2 separate regions of the Homo sapiens genome follow, and region 2 is linked to region 1. A link is a loop called in an ENCODE intact Hi-C map of the cell type or tissue named here. Cell type or tissue: B cell. All regions are shown on one strand. Links, peaks and the distances in the headings refer to the core of each region. The heading gives the core; the rest is flanking DNA.

Region 1 (2,907 bases), core at 114-2,613:
TATCTAAATAGTAGCTGATGAACCACATCACATTTGTTGACTTAAAATCAAGGAATATGGAAAGGTATCATTTATTAAGTGCTTATTACACTCCCTGCCCAGTGTTTATGTAAATTATAAAATGACCAACTCTGATGTTCATATATATATATATGTATATATTTTTTCATCCACAGTTTCTGGCTCATAGCTCCACTTAGCCCTTGTTACAGTTTTCTGTTATAATGTTGGATGTGCTAATCCTGGGCGCCACCCTCAGGTAACAGAACCTCTCTGACCCTCTCGCCTTCCTTTTTCCTGCCACAAGGCAGGACTCTAACCTTCCCTCACTTTTCTGACTGTAGGTCTTAACAGCCTCCCCTGGGAGGGTCCCGCCTCATACCATGCGGGAAGGAATTCTGTCAACATGAAGCTTCCATAAAAACCCAAGAGGACTGGGTTCAGGGAGCCGTGGAGAGCTGACTTTGTGGAGGTTCCCAGAGGATGATGTGTCCAGGGAGGGCTTGGAAGCTCCCTGCCCCTTCCCCCATACTTCGCACTACGCATCTCTTCATCTGTGTCCTTTGTAACATCCTTTACAATAAGCCAGCAAACATAGTTATTTCCCTGAGTTCAGTGAGCTGCTCCAGCAAATTGATCAACACAGAGAGGAGGTCATGGGAACCCCAACTTGAAGCCCATCCGTCAGAAGTTCGAGAGGCCCAGGCTTATGACTGGTGTCTGGGGTGGGTGGCAGTCGTGGGGACTGAGCCCCCCACCCAGTGGGATCTGGTGCTATCTCCAGGTGGACAGTGTTAGAATTGAACACCCAGCTGGGGCCCACTGCTTAATGTGTGGGGAAACCCCCACGCCTTTTATTGCAGACGTCTTCTGTGTTGATGATTGTGGAGGTGGTGGTGGAGTGAAAGAGGAAAAACGCAGTTTGAGAGAGTTTTTCCATACACACCAACAAACCAGGGAGGTGGATATTGTTATCCCCATTTTACGGATGAGAAAATTGAGGCTCAGAGAGATTAAGTACATTCCCCAGAGTTACGTAGCTATCGAACAAGGATTCAAATCCACAACTTTCTTAACCTACCCCACAGAGGCAAATGCAAAAACCAAACCATAAGAGGGAGGAAATAATGACCTCTGCAAATGAAAGCCACCTGTATATCAAGAAAAGCATATGGATAAAACAAAATGCTGGGACAATAACTGCCACAAACATGTGGCTTTAAAATCCTTGATTTATAAATCAGCAAAAAATGGACAAAGGCACAGCCAGACAATTCGCTGAAAGTGAGTCCCAGGTGTGCAGGCAGCGCTAGCAGGAGCGTTCGGCCTCACCAGCACGTGCAGGAGCCGGTCAGCATGGAGGTCAGATTGGCAAAGCCTCATCACATCCAAGCTTTGGCAAAACAGTAGAGACTGTCCACCAACCGTTGCTGAGACTGTCTGGCAGTGCAGTTTTCTGAGAGGGCAAACCTGGGATGCGTAGCAATGAATTCAACAACACAGCCTTTGACTCGGCAACTGCACGTCAAGAAACGGAACTGTCAGGAAGCATCTAGAACCCAGAGGGCAGAATCCAGGAAATGACTCTGTTCCGGAGTTCATCTGTTGCTCTGGGCTACACTTGATGCTACGGTAAAATCACTCACCCTCACATCCAGCCAGCGGCAACACACACAATGAAAACCGTTCTGAAAAAGCAAAGCTGAGAGCCCCGGGAAGATGCAGGAGGTGTGGGTGGGGGTTGGAATTCAGCTCGGTTTAGATAAACAACTGAGACCCGAGATGTTGATCTCTAAGGATTATCTCAGCCCCGACCTATTTCAACTTCCTTGTCTTCTTTCTTTGGCTCCTTACTTTTCATTGAAATTCCCTGACTGGCCCACTAAGAACCAGGCTCTGGCCAGCACGGTGGCTCACTCTGTAAGCCCAGCACTTTGGGAGCCTGAGGCGAGAGGATGGCTTGAGGCCAGGGGCTCGAGACCAGCCTGGGCAACATAGTGAGATCCCCCCAATCAATTTTTTTTTTTTTTTAAAAACACCCTTTTTTTTTTTTAATTAGCTGCCAGCTACTTGGCAGGCTAAGGGAGGAGGATCCTTTAAGCCCAGGAGTTCAAAGTTGCAGTGAGCTATGATCGTGCCACTGCACTCCAGCCTGGGCAACAGAGCAAGACTCTGTCTATAAAATATATGTATATATATTATAGAAATTTTTAAAAGAACCAAGCTCTGGAATGGACTTGCTCCAGCACCTGGCCCATCCCAAGCCTGGAGGCTCACTGGAGGAGGCCACATGGGGTCCACTCCATGTGCAGCAAGCACACCGAGGCCACAGGCTGCTGGGCCCACCTCCCCACCTCCCCACCGTGGGCGAAGTACGTGGAGGATGTGAGGGAGGTTCTCAAGTGAGATGCTCACTCACAGTTATCCCCAAAGGACGGTCCAAACATGTGGAAAACATGTCTCCCGTAGAAAATGGAGAAACGGCCGGGTGTGGTGGCTCACGACTGTAATCCCAGCTTTGGGAGGCCGAGGCGGGTGGATCACCTGAGGTCAGGAGTTCAAGACCAGCCTGGCCAATATGGCGAAACCCCGTATCTACTAAAAATACAAAAATTAGCCAGGTGTGGTGGCACGTGCCTGTAATCCCACCTACTCAGGAGGCTGAGGCAGGAGAATCGCTTGAACCCAGGAGGCCAAGGTTGCGGTGAGCCGAGATCATGCCACTGCACTCCAGCCTGTGTGACAGAGTTAGACTCCGTCTCAAAAGAAAAAAAAGAAAGAAAGCGGAGAAACAATGCTGCCCCCAGCCCTGTGTGTGACTTTGCCAGGGCTACTGTAACCACCTATCACAACCTGAGTGGCCTAAACAATAGGAACTGATTGTCTCGCAGTCCTGGAGGCCAGAAG
Region 2 (2,907 bases), core at 96-2,595, 97 kb after region 1:
AAAAATAGTGGTTTTTCTTTTCTTTTTTTTTTTTTTCTTTTTTTTTGAGATGGAATTTCGCTCTGTCGCCCAGGCTGGAGTGCAATGGTGAGATCTCGGCTCACTACAACCTCCGCCTCCCGGGTTCAAGTGATTCTCCTGCCTCAGCCTCCTGAGTAGCTGGGATTATAGGCATGCGCCACCATGCCCGGCTAATTTTGTATTTTTAGTAGAGATGGGATTTCACTATGTTGGTCAGACTGGTCTTGAACTCCTGACCTCAGATGATCCGCCTGCCTCGGCCTCCCAAAGTGCTGGGATTACAGGCGTGAGCCACCGCACCCGGCCAAAACAGTGGTTTTTCTATCTTCCTGAGCAGTCAAGGGAAAAGTTCTTCCCATCGCAGGCGTGTCTGAATGCGGGATGGTTGGCCGACCTGGCCCTGCCCCCCCGCCCCAATACCCTTAGCTTCTTCCCAATCTTTTTGACATCCCAGTCCCCCCAACATTTCCAAAATGCCCTCTAAGTCAACACTTCCGCCACTGCCAGCTGCCACCCCAGAGTGCCCTGTGCCTGGTAACGATCGTTCTCACAGTCATGGCCGTAGGGAAGGCTCTTTGTGGTTCCTGGGGGACTTCGTGAGATTGCCCACATGAGCATTTCTTTTGGAACTGAGATACAGTGCACATCGCCTCTGGGGGACATGGGGTGGTGGGTACACGGAACCGAGGTGAGCCTCCCTTGCGTTGCGGAGGTGCTAGCCTTGTGCCGTCCGTTCTTGTCCACGTCTGTGCAGGAGAACATCACCCGGCCCACTTGGTTGCTGTGAATAGCAAACTTTAGAGGCCACTGCATCTGAGGGTTGGGGGGTTTGCAGAGAAAACAAAAGTTGGTGGCTGTGGCTACTTCCTATAGCAAAGTGGCTCAGGAAAGGGATCCCGTGTCACAGCCTGGGTACACCACGGCCCCTCCAGGAGCTTGATTCCTTCTTAGCTCAGGGGAAGAATCGCACAAGGACCGAGGCCCCTGCTTGTCTGTGAACAAACTGGCCTTTGTGGCCACTTCAGGCTTCGGCTGCATCATATTCCTGTCACATTCACGTGAGTGAACTTGAATTACATCCTTAACACTTTTCCAAAAAGGTTATAAACTAGACTGGTGATGTATCATGGGGCCTAGAAAAATAATGCTGCTGCTTTTTCACTTCTCTGCTTGACGCTAAAACCTGGAGGCGAAAATGAATGTGTGTAATTAATAGGAGAACTTCCTCCTGTTTGCAGAGTGCTTTACAGCTGGCAAACGGCTTCTCTCCCTGAACAGCCCCGTGGGGCGTCATTTCCATCTGACATCTGAGGAGAGCTGCTGTTCATGGTCCAGTCCTCTGTCCATTGGCCCACTGGGTGTCCCTAATATGCGCTAACAGGCTCCTGGCAAACGGCGGGCATGGCAGCCACGAATCTGCACATGAGCTGTATGCCCTGGGTCTCCCCTGGGCTCTGCGGGGGGAGGTGGGAGCCGCCTCTGGTTCACATGCGGTGCTTTCCAGGCTGCAGGGCCTTCTCAGCCTGGGTGGAAGGAGTGACGTCAGAGTATTTCTCAGGAACTGCCTGCCCTAAAGTTGTGGCTCATAAACCCCTTCCAGCTTCTGTGTAGAATTCTGGACCCCTAGGGTATCACCACAGAGTTTAAAAGCAGAGTAAGAACATTTCCTGTGACTGTAGGGTGAGAGGCCCTGGGATCTGTAATTCTACACTAGGCTGGAATCCCAGAAAAGCTTCAATGCTCAGGAAATGTATGAGCAGTGCCAGGATCCCCTGAAGGAGTGTGGGGCTTTTGAAGCAAGCTGCCCAGCGAGCCTCCCGCAGCACCTGCTGTCCCTTTGCCAGCAGTCAGGGCCCCTGCCCCACCAGTGTTGGTTGTGTTTCTGTTCTTTGAGGAGACCACATGATGATCTTCTGGTAGGAGCCACAAGAAGGATACAAATGCCATTAGAGCTGCTAGAGCCCCAGACGTCACTGGAATTGGGGTTCAGGGTGTTGGGCTGTCCCCACCCTTAGGCAGTACTCCCACTGCCTACAACACCTCCAGCGCAGGCTGAGGCCATGCGAGGATGGAAGCACATGTGGGCTAGGCCAGGAGGGCGTGCGGGAGGGCTCTCCACTCTGCGCTCCGCTGGGGTTTCTCCTTGTGTCCTGGTCAATAACTTCTTCTCTCTCTGGTTCTCCTTGGCCTGAGCCCCCAGCCTGAGCCGGGCTGTCCCTGAGTTCCCTGACCCGGAAGAAGGGACGGCCATTATCTTTGGGTGACTGTCTTCTTATAGCTGGGAATCTCTGGGGCTCTGAGCGGGAGGCCCATGGGGAGCCCTGGAAGAACAGGCATGGGTTAGACTGTTTACCTCACTGCCCTGTGTGCCCTGCCCCGGTAGAAGCCGTTTCTGCTGTGTGGTTCTGTCTAGAACTAGAGCCCCTCAGGGCCCTCTGCATGCCGTGGGGTCCCTTTGCAAAGCACCTCCTAACATGTGCTTTTATCTGTGGCTCGGGATGGGGATGGTGACTTCTTCACGCAGTCTTCTGCAGGCCTCTCCAGCCTGGCTCCCGAGATGTCACGCATGGGTCCATGCAGCCCAGAAAAGACCCTGCAGGGGGAGAAGGGTCACTTTGGTGCCTATCTCCCCAGCTGGCCTGTGGGCTGGGTGCCTGGCAGATGGGGCTCCCAGGGAGGTGCCCCCATAGACTTGGGCTCCACAGCAGGCTGTGGGGCTGGCATTAATGTGGCTGGGAGAGCCTGGCTGTCTTTTTAGCCATTTGTTTCGGAGGCCCTGGGGGTCATACTTGTGCTTCCTCGTGTATTTTTAGATCTCTTATCACCGTACACACCACCTCCCTATCAGAGGGCTGTCATATTCACATATGGTAAAATAAGACGCAA

Evidence for each region. Peaks named below come from ENCODE experiments on the same cell type or tissue, not always from the same donor. Only the 100,000 strongest peaks of a DNase experiment are listed, where the experiment ranks them.
Region 2: it touches region 1 in a loop (2.4-fold over the local background); 10 of 110 quality-filtered maps call a loop at or near these places.

The regions. Positions count from the first base shown.
Region 1 is chr2:237,602,241-237,605,147 of GRCh38, forward strand. No RefSeq gene overlaps it. Among named protein-coding and RNA genes, the nearest start is that of RAB17-DT, 13 kb to the left of the region's middle. RefSeq lists an enhancer at 1,853-2,356 and a silencer at 2,008-2,188. In B cell, for the core only: no CTCF peak of the experiment used is centred there; a DNase peak (open chromatin) is centred at 1,581; H3K4me3 peaks cover 1,287 bases; H3K27ac peaks cover 1,447 bases.
Region 2 is chr2:237,699,325-237,702,231 of GRCh38, forward strand. All of the region lies in intron 1 of LRRFIP1 (LRR binding FLII interacting protein 1), which reads left to right. Among named protein-coding and RNA genes, the nearest start is that of LRRFIP1, 73 kb to the left of the region's middle. RefSeq lists enhancers at 1,076-1,125, 1,136-1,185. In B cell, for the core only: no CTCF peak of the experiment used is centred there; a DNase peak (open chromatin) is centred at 1,507; H3K27ac peaks cover 2,015 bases.